Regions from separate parts of the Mus musculus genome. Here regions 1, 3 and 4 are each linked to region 2. Evidence: chromatin loops called from intact Hi-C (ENCODE). Cell type or tissue: heart. All regions are shown on one strand. Region 1 has its middle 41 kb from the start of Gm35831. Region 2 overlaps Tafa5 (TAFA chemokine like family member 5). Region 3 has its middle 9.4 kb from the start of n-TMcat4. Region 4 holds the start of Gm35997 (a long non-coding RNA gene).

Region 1 (2,500 bases), 930 kb before region 2:
CCCCTGGGCTTCCAACGGAGCCTCTGCTTATAGGTGTTTGCAGGAGAGAAAGGCGTTTCCTTCTTGGCTCATCTCATCATCACACTCTTTGGTCCTTGTCCTTGAGAGCCTGCCAGCTTGTTCATTTCCTCGACAGTGGCTTGTGAGCAGGGTAACACATGCGGAGTCCCACATAGGCACGCTCTGACCCTTCTCTCAAAGGATCCTATTACATTAGTGACATTGCCTGGGGATAGTGGGATCTTCTTATTCCTTCTCCACAGGGTCAACCATGCAGGCCACTGTACTGTCATTGGTGAAGGACAATGGGGTCTCTGAGACCCTGATGACAAGGCTGAGGAGGCAGCTGGAGCTGGGATTTGGAACAGGGTGGCGAGGCATTAGTGCTGTGGGGCCGTGTGGGACTGGGAAGGACTCCGTTTAACTGACAGACTGTGCTCAGGACCCCACGAGGAAAACAGCGAATGCAAGCATTAAAATACACTAGACACAAACAATTCCAGGGAAGTCTGCATAAACAACAGCATAGACCAGGAGGAAGGGCTCGGAGTGGGGTGCCTCTCTGGCTAGCATGCTTGGAGGCTGAGGTGCATCTCCAGCATTGAATTCCTTAACTGACAGAAAAAGAAACAGAAGAGGAAAGCACTTGCTGAACGAATGAAAAATTAACCTCCGGAGTTTAGGAAGCAATCCTAATTTGTAAAACAATGACGTCACACAAAACCACAAACGGTGGAACCCGCCTCAGAAGAAACAGAAATCAAGAGGGGGTTTGCTCTTCCTTCTGTCTCTTGTCAGAAATGTTAAACATTTTGGAAAGCTTGTTTCGTTTTGATGTTGGCAAGGACTATCATTGGAGCAGGGAGGGGGGGCTGATCTCCGTAGGACAGGAGCCCAGGGTACAGGCCTGCTGTGAATGGCAAAGGAGTTTATATCCACTATCATACCACATTAAAATAGAATGTACATAATAAAGTGAGAATTTCTAGCTTTAAAAAAAATCCACAAAACCTTGAGAATACAATCTGTTGAAGCGAAGAGGAGGTTTTGAATACATATGTGTGTAAATAGGAGCTGGTGTCTCGTGTGGACGCCTGTGTCTGTGTTTGTAAATCCAAACAACACCAACAGTCCATCTGCTGTGCCTGCGCGGTCATGAGTTCACCAGTAGAGGGCACTGTGCAGTTTGCAATTTACCCTCGAGAAATTTACCAGCTTCAATCCAGGTCCACCCCTGGCAGCAGCATCTGGAGACAGCAGGATTACAAATGAGAGTCATTTGTACAAAAAATATCGGGTGAAGCTGTAATGTCCTGTGCGGTGTGGTGACATTTGCATAACATTTAAAAACATGCAAACATAGCAAGTTTTCAGGCACAGGCATTTAAGTTTGTGGCTGGTGGTGGTGAAGTGTGTGTGTGTTGTATGTGCATGTGTGTGAGTGAGTGTGTGTGTGTGTGTGTACTTTTATGTTCACTGAGTCCCCTCATCTTCCATAGAGTCTTTACAATCCCCGACTTGGTCCTCAATGGCAGCCAGTGTAAAAAAATAAGTTTGGTGAGCAACCTGTAAGGCTCACAGATTTGCCACAGAAACCGGGGAACACTAGGAAAACCGACAGGATCTGGGGTAGCACCTGCCCAAGATAACTTTCCAGAAGGTCTCCATGGCTGCCTGCCTCCACCCGATCCTCAAGGTGTGGGGCTCCACCAAGCTAGCGCCCTAACCTCCCGGCCTGCCTGACTCTCGTGATGCCCAGCCACTGCCTGTGATTTCTGGAGGTGCAAAGCCTTCTCTTAGATGTAGAGTCAATGTCCCAGACGGAGCCTTTCATGCCACCGAGATGTCATGGGACAGGTTAAGAGGGGTCTCAGGTGAAACGGCTCATGGGCCGCATCTTGAGATCCAGGTGACAGTGGGGTTGCTTGTTTGCTTTGGTTTGGGAAAAGAGCAGGCTCTGCTTCCGCCTTGGAGCCGCGTGTGTCTATGGTGTGGTGTGGGAATACTGTGCCGTGTGGAGCTTCTCCCAAAGCTTTCATTCTGCAACCTTGCACCAGCACTGGGAGCGGGGGACTCTTCAGACCTGAGGGACCAAGAACATGCAATTGCCATGGTGTTGGGCTTGGCAGCTGTCTCAGTCCTTGACTCCTAGCCCAGTTTGAGCCGCTGGCTTGTCTTTATCCATGGGCAGGACGTGGGCATCACTGCAGTGTATGCAGCCCTCTTACGATCCCACGGGCCATTGCTTCTGTCTAATGAAGTTGTTGAATTCACATTAGGATATAACAGTCATGCTGCCTCCCTCCTGAGTCTCACCATGAACTTTTTTTGATGTGTCTGTGTGGTGTGTTTGTGTGTGTGTGTTTGTGTGTGTGTGTTTGTGTGTTTGTGTTTGTAAGTAGAGGGCAAACACGTATTCAGGGAACTGTATAGTCCAGGATAGCCTCCAACTTGCCATGTTTTTGAGGATGACTTCAAACTCCTGATCCTTCTGCATCCA
Region 2 (2,500 bases):
AACTTGAGGACAGCCCTGGGGGTGGGTTTGGGGGCTGAAGGAAACGACTCATGTTTGCACGGAAAGTTATCTCAATAGCAGGGACCCCAGCCCATGGCAGAACCACTCACTCATGAAGTAGGTGACCTAAGCTTGAGGCTAAGACTGGCCTCCAACTCCAAGAAGAGCCTGTAAGCTCCAGATGAGCAGGCTCACCTACCTACAGCAAAACCAGCTACTTTCTTCAAAGTAGCACTTGAAATCAAGGGAGAACGATCTAACAATGTATAGCAGGCCAGAATGCTTCCAGGATCCAGGTAGCTCCCAGCCTACAGGAGATCACTAATTAGGCAGGGAGGCTATAGAATATCAACCCCTTCATCCTTAGAAACCTGGAGGTAGTGAGAACAGCTGTAGGAATCTGCACCAGTACTTTCCAGGGCTCAGTGTTTTCTACTGACCTAGGGGAAGGCTAGCCAATAGGGGCATGGCCAGTGCAAGGGTACTAGGACCACCTACAGTTGGTGCCCACCAGAGCAGGCTGAGCCCAGAGACACCAAGACTATAAAGGGCAAGAAGTTTCAGAGTGCCCACTATTTGTTGCCTACCAAGGCACACCAAACAAGCCAATGGAAAGAATCCCAAAGGGCCGCTGTGACCACAGAGTCCAATGTGTACTACACAAGTCTTAGCAAAGTCTCGAGAACTGGATGGGACAATCCTGCAATCCGGAAGGAGCCAGGAGGGCAAAGGAACCCAGAACTTGAGTGGTCTCAAGTTCTAGGCATTCTGGCAATAAAAAAATCTGCCCACCTAGCCTAAAGTCTGGTGGGTACCCGACCTGATCTGTAAAGCAGCATGGGACAGGGTGCAGTTTTCCCCAGTCCTCACCCCTTGACAACCTTTGCATCCCCAGCCCCCAATCCATTCAGTCCTGGCCTGCTCAGTACTGGCTTCAGCCAGGCTACCAAAGTGGAGCGCTGGTGCCACCTACCGAGGGTCCATGGCATGCGGGTAGGCGCAACTGCCACCGAGCCTTGCGGGGCAGGGGATGGCAACTGCAGCCTGGGCTTAAGCCTGGGCTCCAGTACTACACCGGAGCTAGCCAGGCCCCAGCACGCCCGGGCTCGCACCTAATCCGCGCCGACCATGAGCCCAGAGGCACCGAGGGGCGGCAGATCCAGCGTTGGGCTCTGGGAAGGCTCGCGCCATCGGCCACTCTGGCCCCGCAGAGCCTCGGCCCACCTCGCTGGCAGCGCTGGAAGGTGCTGGAAACAGTATCACGCGCAGGGGCCGCCGCGAGCAGTGTAGGGTACCGCGCGCGCCGGGGACAATTACCTTCTTTGAGGAACTGCGCGTGAATCACCAGGACGAGGAAGCAGCAGAGCGCGGCCCCTGCGAGTGCCCAGAGCGCCTTCAGGAGCTGCATCGCGGAGTGCCAACTCGGCCGACGCCCCCGAAGTCGCGCAGCGAAGGTCCAGGAGCCGCATCAGCGCCCCGCTGGGTGCAGCCGCTTTGGCCGCCCGATCGCGCCCTCCATCCGCCGCCAACGCCGCGCTCCGCCGCGACTGGAGGCGCCACTCCGGGAGGCGATCTGTGTCTTTTGGGCAGGGGGAGGGGACGGCGCGGGGGAGGGCGCCGGGGAGGGGGCGGGCGGGGGCGGGGAGGTTAGCAGAAAGTCTCGGGCCGCGGCGGCCGCCGCTCCGGCCACTCGGCCACCATCGCGCGCTGCGGGGCGCCGGGGGCCCGGGAGCGGGGGACTGGCCGCCGCGGCCCCATGAATCAGCCCCGCCGCCGCCCCCGGAGCCGCGCCGCCAGCAGGGCCCAGACCGGCCGCGGATTGCGCAACGGCCCGGCGGGTTGGGGGTCCGGCGCGGCCCCGGCTCTGGTCGCCTGTCGCCCCGCGCCAGAGATCGGCGTCGCCTTCCTCCACTGCTCTGTTGCCGCTGCCGCCGCCTTCTCCGGCTCCGCCGCCGCCGCTGCCCGCTCTGGCTCCGGCGGGGGGCTTAGGGGGCCGCTCCGCCGCCGCTGCCACCGCCGCGCAGAGGCAGCTTCAGGGCCGGGGCTGCGCGCCGCTCGAGGAGCCGCAGCACCATCGCCGCCGCCGGGGCCCGAGCGGCCCGGCCGAGTCCGCCGCAGTCCAACTTGCACGGCCCGGAGCCGCTGGGCTGGTCCCCTCGCCCGGGACGGTGCGGGCCTCCGCGCCCAGCCGGGAGAGCGCGCCTCCGCCGCCGCAGCCCGGACGAGGCCGGGCCCAGCGCTGCCGCGAGCCGCCCGCGCTGGCTGGGGACGCCGGGGGCGACGCTGAGGGTGGCCGCGCCGACAGGTGGGGCCGGAGACGCTGCGCGCCTCGCCGCCCGCGGGACGCTGCTGCTCCGGTGCTGGTGGCGCGCGCCCGCCGCTCGGCTCGGCGTCTTGGCGAGCTGCGGCGGGAACGGGAGCGCGGCGTGGGTCTCTGTCGGCCCAGGCGGCCAGGCCGCGCTGCCTCGGACTCTGGCCCGCGCCTGCCGCCGCCGTCTGT
Region 3 (2,500 bases), 1.0 Mb before region 2:
ATGGACAGCGTCTCCCAAAGCTGTCTTTAGATCCAGTTTCTGATTCCAGAATTAGTCACTCAATTCTTCTAAAAAAATTAATTTTTAAAATTTATTCCCGCTCACTGCTCCTCCCAGTCACACCCTCTCATAGTCCTTCCCTCCTCCCCTTCTCTGAGGGAGTGGGTTCCCCCTCGGGTATACCCCCCACCTAACACTTCAAGTCTCTGTGAGGCTAGGTGCTTCCTCTCCTACTGAGTCCACACAATGCAGCCCAGCTAGCAGAACATATCCCAGGGACAGGCAAGAGTTTTGGAATAGCCCCGTTCCAGTTGTTTGTGACTCACACGAAGACCAAGCTGCACATCTGCTACTATGTCCAGCCCATGTGAGTTCTTTGGTTGGTGGTTCAGACTCTGAGAGCTCCAAGGGTCCAGGTTACTTGACTCTGTTGGTCTTCCTGTGGAGTTCCTATCCCCTTTGGGGCCTGTAGGGGACTTTTATGGAAGAACAGGAGTCCACTTGATTCTTGCAGGTGCTGTCCCCTTCTCTTCCTCCCTCCTTTGAGGACAAGTCTGAGCACTCTTCACCTAGATCTGATCTCTGGAGGCCTGCCCTGACACAGGCAGTGGGCCTGGTTCCATGTATTGCACTGTTTGTCCACCCCCCCCTTTAAAAAAATTTTGCAACAAAATCATCAGGGATGGGGTGGGTGGGGGATGGCCAGGAGTCAAGAGTCCTGTCTTCATGGCTGGTGGCAGGAAGGCAATTGTCTCCAAGGAGGGCCAGCAGCACGGCTCTAAGTAGTGGCTCTGGAATCATGGTGGTGACGGAGTCCTGCGGAGGACACCCTTTTCTGCCTAGGCCTGAGTGTTGTCTGGATGTCCATCCTTCAAGACGCTGTACCTTACGGGCCTTAGGGACCACTCCGAGGTTACCATAGGGAGAGACTTGGCTGTCTCTTGCCTGAAATGCGCACACCGACCAGCAGAGGGCAGGCTTTTCTCAGCAATGAGCTACATTTCTCCAACGTGGCTTCTGATGACTGCAAATGAGCGTGCGTGCGCACCTGAAGGTCCACAGCTGGGACTCTGAGAATTATCACGCAGGGAAGGCTGTGTGGGTGTTTGTAAGGCAGAGCAAGGTGTGTGCAGGGGACCCACAGACTCTTCAGGTTGCCCCGACAGTAAGGACATCGGTTGTGGGATTTCCCCCAGGCTTCTGAGGTAGAAATCACTGCATCTCTCCGGCCAGTTTTACAAGCCTCTTCCCACAGCAGACCCTCCTCTGCAGTACAGCTACCCATGGTGAAGATCTGTCCCTGTGGAGAAGCAGCCGCTGGACTTTCTTGAGGCTCTGCAAGTCCCGGCCACAGCAGGTGTACACCCTCACGGTCATTTGCAGCGTAGGATGCAGGGTCCATTCCTACCCGACAAATGTGTCTGCTTCCCGTGCCTGGTTATCTCTGCTCCAGTTAGATTTCTCTTTTGATGTCTGGGGGGCTTCAGGAACAGCTAAACTCCCCCATGCCTGGCCCCCCAAGTCAGCAGTTAGCTTTGCTGAGACTGAGCAGTTTCAGAGGACTGATGGGCAGCTTGGCTGAGGGGCGAGGGAGTTCCTGGAGGGAAGCTCGGTGCCATCTTTGGGTAGAAGGAGTGTGTGTGGTGGGCTCATTAAGGAAGCCTACCAGTTTTAGAGCTGCCTGGGCTCTGCTTCATCTGCCTGGACCACTGGGCACAGGGAGGTCTTCTTTGCTTAGCTGCTGCCCTGGCACGTGGACTGACTTCTGCTCTCTCATTTCTCAGCTGGACTCTTAGTGCTGATATTTCTCTTCTTTCCACCTTGAGACTGTCACTCAGCCATGTTTGCAGTGTGCAAAAACATTTACTTTTTTTTGGGAAAAAAAAAAAAGAGTGACATCCTTGCAATACTGTCCCCGGTGTGGCCATGATGGTAAGTAACATTGAGACTGAGTGTCACCATCTTTGAGATGGTACTTACTGACCTGTGACCTGTGTTCCTTCAACCCTTGATACAGAAGAGATGGCACACGAGGCAGAGACACTCATGAGATTTCAATTCTAGTCAGAACAGGGGCCCAAGTGGAAAGAAGACAGCTTCTCCCTGCTCGCATGGGGCTCAAAGGCTGGCCAGGAAAGCAGGTAAGCAGATGTGTGGTCCTGGTCCCGAGACAACGGTTACAGTGCTGAGTGGGTCCAACGGGGCCCAGGAGGAGCGCAGCAACTCAGCTGACAGCTCTGGGAGAGACATGTCCTAAACTGAGGCTTCAAACATAAGAGCCAAGCTGGTCCTATCTAGGGGGATCCGAACAGAGGGTTTCTGAAGGAGGGATTAGTGTGTACCAGGCTCTGGAGATAGATGATTCTGAACGCACTGCCCAGTAACTCCAGTGACCACACTAGCGAAGCCTCCTGAATCCCAGGTGTGCAAGCGGTCAGAGCACAACATGGGGCCTGCTTGTTCTGTCCATGAGGAGCCGGGAGCCTAGTTTCTTCTGTCA
Region 4 (2,500 bases), 1.0 Mb before region 2:
GAGCTGTGGCCTCACCTCGGCTCAACCCGCTAGAGTTCCCCGCAGCCTAGTCCGGTGGAAGGAAGTGCGCAGCAGCTGCCCAGCTCGGTGTGTGGTGTGGGTCTCTGTGCCAAGCTCTCTATGGCCAGCTTGTGAGTTCTCCGTGGTGGCTTCTAAGCCCTACACACTGCAGACCTTCAGGATGGGCTGGGGAGCTCTGGGACACAGCGCCCAAAAGCATTACTTAAACCTTAAACCTCTACTGTGTGTTGGGAGAGGTTGTGTGGATGTGGGTGGAGCCTCCTTGCGTCGCCTCCCTGACCTGGAACCCGAACAGTGTCCTAGGTTACAGGTGCAGTTAGCATCCAGCTATATGATTCTTAGCAGTACCAGAAACAGCGTAGCATCTTTCAGAGGGCTCTGTAGTAGATAAGCAGTGATTTTCACGAGTAGAATTTAATTCTGCTCAAAAGAAAGTATGACTTAAAAGATAGGGAATCACCATTTCTTTTTCTTTTCTTTTCCAGTTTTCCAATGCTGGTCTGAAAGTGACTAGGGAAAGCGGTGCACTCTTAGGGACCACACAACTCTTCACATCCGAGTCTATCAGAACTGACAATGTGTGTGTGTGTGTGTGTGTGCGCGCGCGCGCAGTTGTTCTTACTTCTCTCCTGCGCCTCACTCTGACCCCTGTGTCACCTCATCACATGACCCTTTTCTCCTATTCCCGGGGTCATTGTGGGCCTGGGGGAACTGCAGGGCGCAGGTGGTGTTCTTGCATTTCTCACCGCAGATTGGCAGATTCCCAACCCTCCGCTGGCCCTCCCCCACTCCCAGGTCCCCACTCTTCTGCCCCTTTTCCTTGCGTTCTTCTCCCAGTTTCCTCCCGTTCCCCTCTCCTCTGCCCCTCATCTCTCCTCTCCTCCGACTCTGTCCCGCTTCCCTCACCTCTGTCCCTGCTCCTACCCACTTTCCTATTTCACTTCAACCCTCTCCATACCACCTTTAACTCTCCCCCTTTCGCCCTTTCCAGGTATCCAAACTTCTTTCTGTGAAGTCAACGCAATCTTGCGCCGCCAGGGGGCTCTGTTGCCCTCCTAGCGCGGAAATGGGAAGTGTCAGAATAGAGAAAGTTCAGCAGTAATTTCAGGCAGAATCTTGAGGAGTCCTGGAACTGGAAATGGCTCTAAAGGTGGGTGTGGGGCCCCACTGTACACTATAGATCCTATGTACAGGACCTGGCTGTCAGGAAGGACCTGTCAAGAAGTCAGTCTGCGGGATTTTCTGGGGGCTATGGGAAAACCCCTGGGGTGAATATCTTTCTACAGCCAGGGCGTATGGGTGTGGGTTGAGGGACCCCACTTCTGGAGGACACTGAGTGTTGGCATAGGTAATCAGGACATCCTGGTGTGCATGTGGAGGCCTGGGAAGGACATTGATCTGCCACCAGTCCTGGCTCTGTACTGTCTGATCCCGTGGTGCTTGTCTGACCTAGTCAGGATGGGGACACAGGGACCCAGCAGGTCATGTGGATAGATGGCAAGGTGCCTGTGCTCTCATTTGCCTGCTTGTCTTAGAGAAAGTGCAGTTAAAAAAGGAAGAGTTTATTAGTAGGGTTTTCGTTTTTTTTTCTTCTGAGAGCAATGTATGCTCATTTGAGATTTGAAAGTCAGATTTTTTAGAAGGGAGACTGGAATATAGTCTCCCTGGCTTGCACTTGGTGTTAGGGCTTTAGGATGCCAGTGGACTGTATGGCACTATGTAGACATAGCCCTGGTACTGACCAGGAATTCTTCTGCCTTGGGTAGTCCCCAGCAGGTTGTCTTTGAGCTGTATAGACCTCAAATGTCCTGGGGGTGGGGTGGTGGGGAGCAGCTGGCATTGTAGAGTGGCTCCATCCATGTCACACACACAGCCTGGGCATGTGACTCTCCCTGTCCTGCAGCAGAGATGGGAAAGGCCTGGAATGCTTGCATGCACACCTCCAGCCTTGGCTCTCACTATGCACCCTGATACTCTCTTCTGACCCTGGTTCCTTATCTCCACCTTGGTCCCCCATCTCCACCTTGGCCCCCCCATCTCCACCCTGCTTCCCCATCTTCCTTCTGCATCCCTTGTACAGGGACTATTCTCTGAGTCCAATAGCCATCTTGGGGACTTCAATCATGGGCTTGCTGACTCTTTACATTCCCTCACAGAAAGGCAGGGAGACCCTCACCTTCACTGTAGGCAACTCTACCCCAATAGCCAGTGCCCTCGGGGAGGGACTAGAGCAGACCGGACAGGAAGACTAGGGGACGAGGCTCCACTTAAACACCTATGGAAAGCCACCAAACCTCTGGGTGAAGACTTTCTAGTGAAGCCTTTGGAGGGGCACCCGACTCTAGTAAGTAATCCCTTACCTATGCTTCGTGAGGAAGGCCTATAAACTAATTGGTTCCCCAGAGGGAGCTTTGGTGTAATCCTATCTCAGTTTGTTGTTGGGACCTTAGGAGAAGGGATAGATGCTTCCCCATGGGAA

What was found. A loop is a pair of places that touch in the nucleus more often than their neighbours do. Peaks named below come from ENCODE experiments on the same cell type or tissue, not always from the same donor. Only the 100,000 strongest peaks of a DNase experiment are listed, where the experiment ranks them.
Region 1: a loop joins it to region 2, with 4 times the contacts of the local background. A loop is called at or near these places in 3 of 42 quality-filtered maps.
Region 3: it touches region 2 in a loop (7-fold over the local background); 10 of 42 quality-filtered maps call a loop at or near these places.
Region 4: it touches region 2 in a loop (4-fold over the local background); 10 of 42 quality-filtered maps call a loop at or near these places.

Annotation. Positions count from the first base shown.
Region 1 is chr15:88,554,361-88,556,860 of GRCm38, reverse strand. No RefSeq gene overlaps it. Among named protein-coding and RNA genes, the nearest start is that of Gm35831, 41 kb to the right of the region's middle. In heart, a CTCF peak has its summit at 1,163 (motif pointing right); no DNase peak of the experiment used is centred here; H3K27me3 peaks cover 233 bases.
Region 2 is chr15:87,624,304-87,626,803 of GRCm38, reverse strand. All of the region lies in intron 1 of Tafa5 (TAFA chemokine like family member 5), which reads right to left. Among named protein-coding and RNA genes, the nearest start is that of Tafa5, 81 kb to the right of the region's middle. In heart, a CTCF peak has its summit at 978; a DNase peak (open chromatin) is centred at 993; H3K4me3 peaks cover 1,586 bases; H3K27ac peaks cover 1,426 bases; H3K27me3 peaks cover 1,811 bases.
Region 3 is chr15:88,649,693-88,652,192 of GRCm38, reverse strand. No RefSeq gene overlaps it. Among named protein-coding and RNA genes, the nearest start is that of n-TMcat4, 9.4 kb to the right of the region's middle. In heart, a CTCF peak has its summit at 954 (motif pointing right); a DNase peak (open chromatin) is centred at 1,022; H3K27me3 peaks cover 755 bases.
Region 4 is chr15:88,660,837-88,663,336 of GRCm38, reverse strand. Gm35997 (a long non-coding RNA gene) reads left to right here and starts at 722. Exons shown (of 3, transcript XR_384332.2): 1 at 722-1,171. In heart, a CTCF peak has its summit at 1,057 (motif pointing right); a DNase peak (open chromatin) is centred at 1,466; H3K4me3 peaks cover 687 bases; H3K27me3 peaks cover 1,403 bases.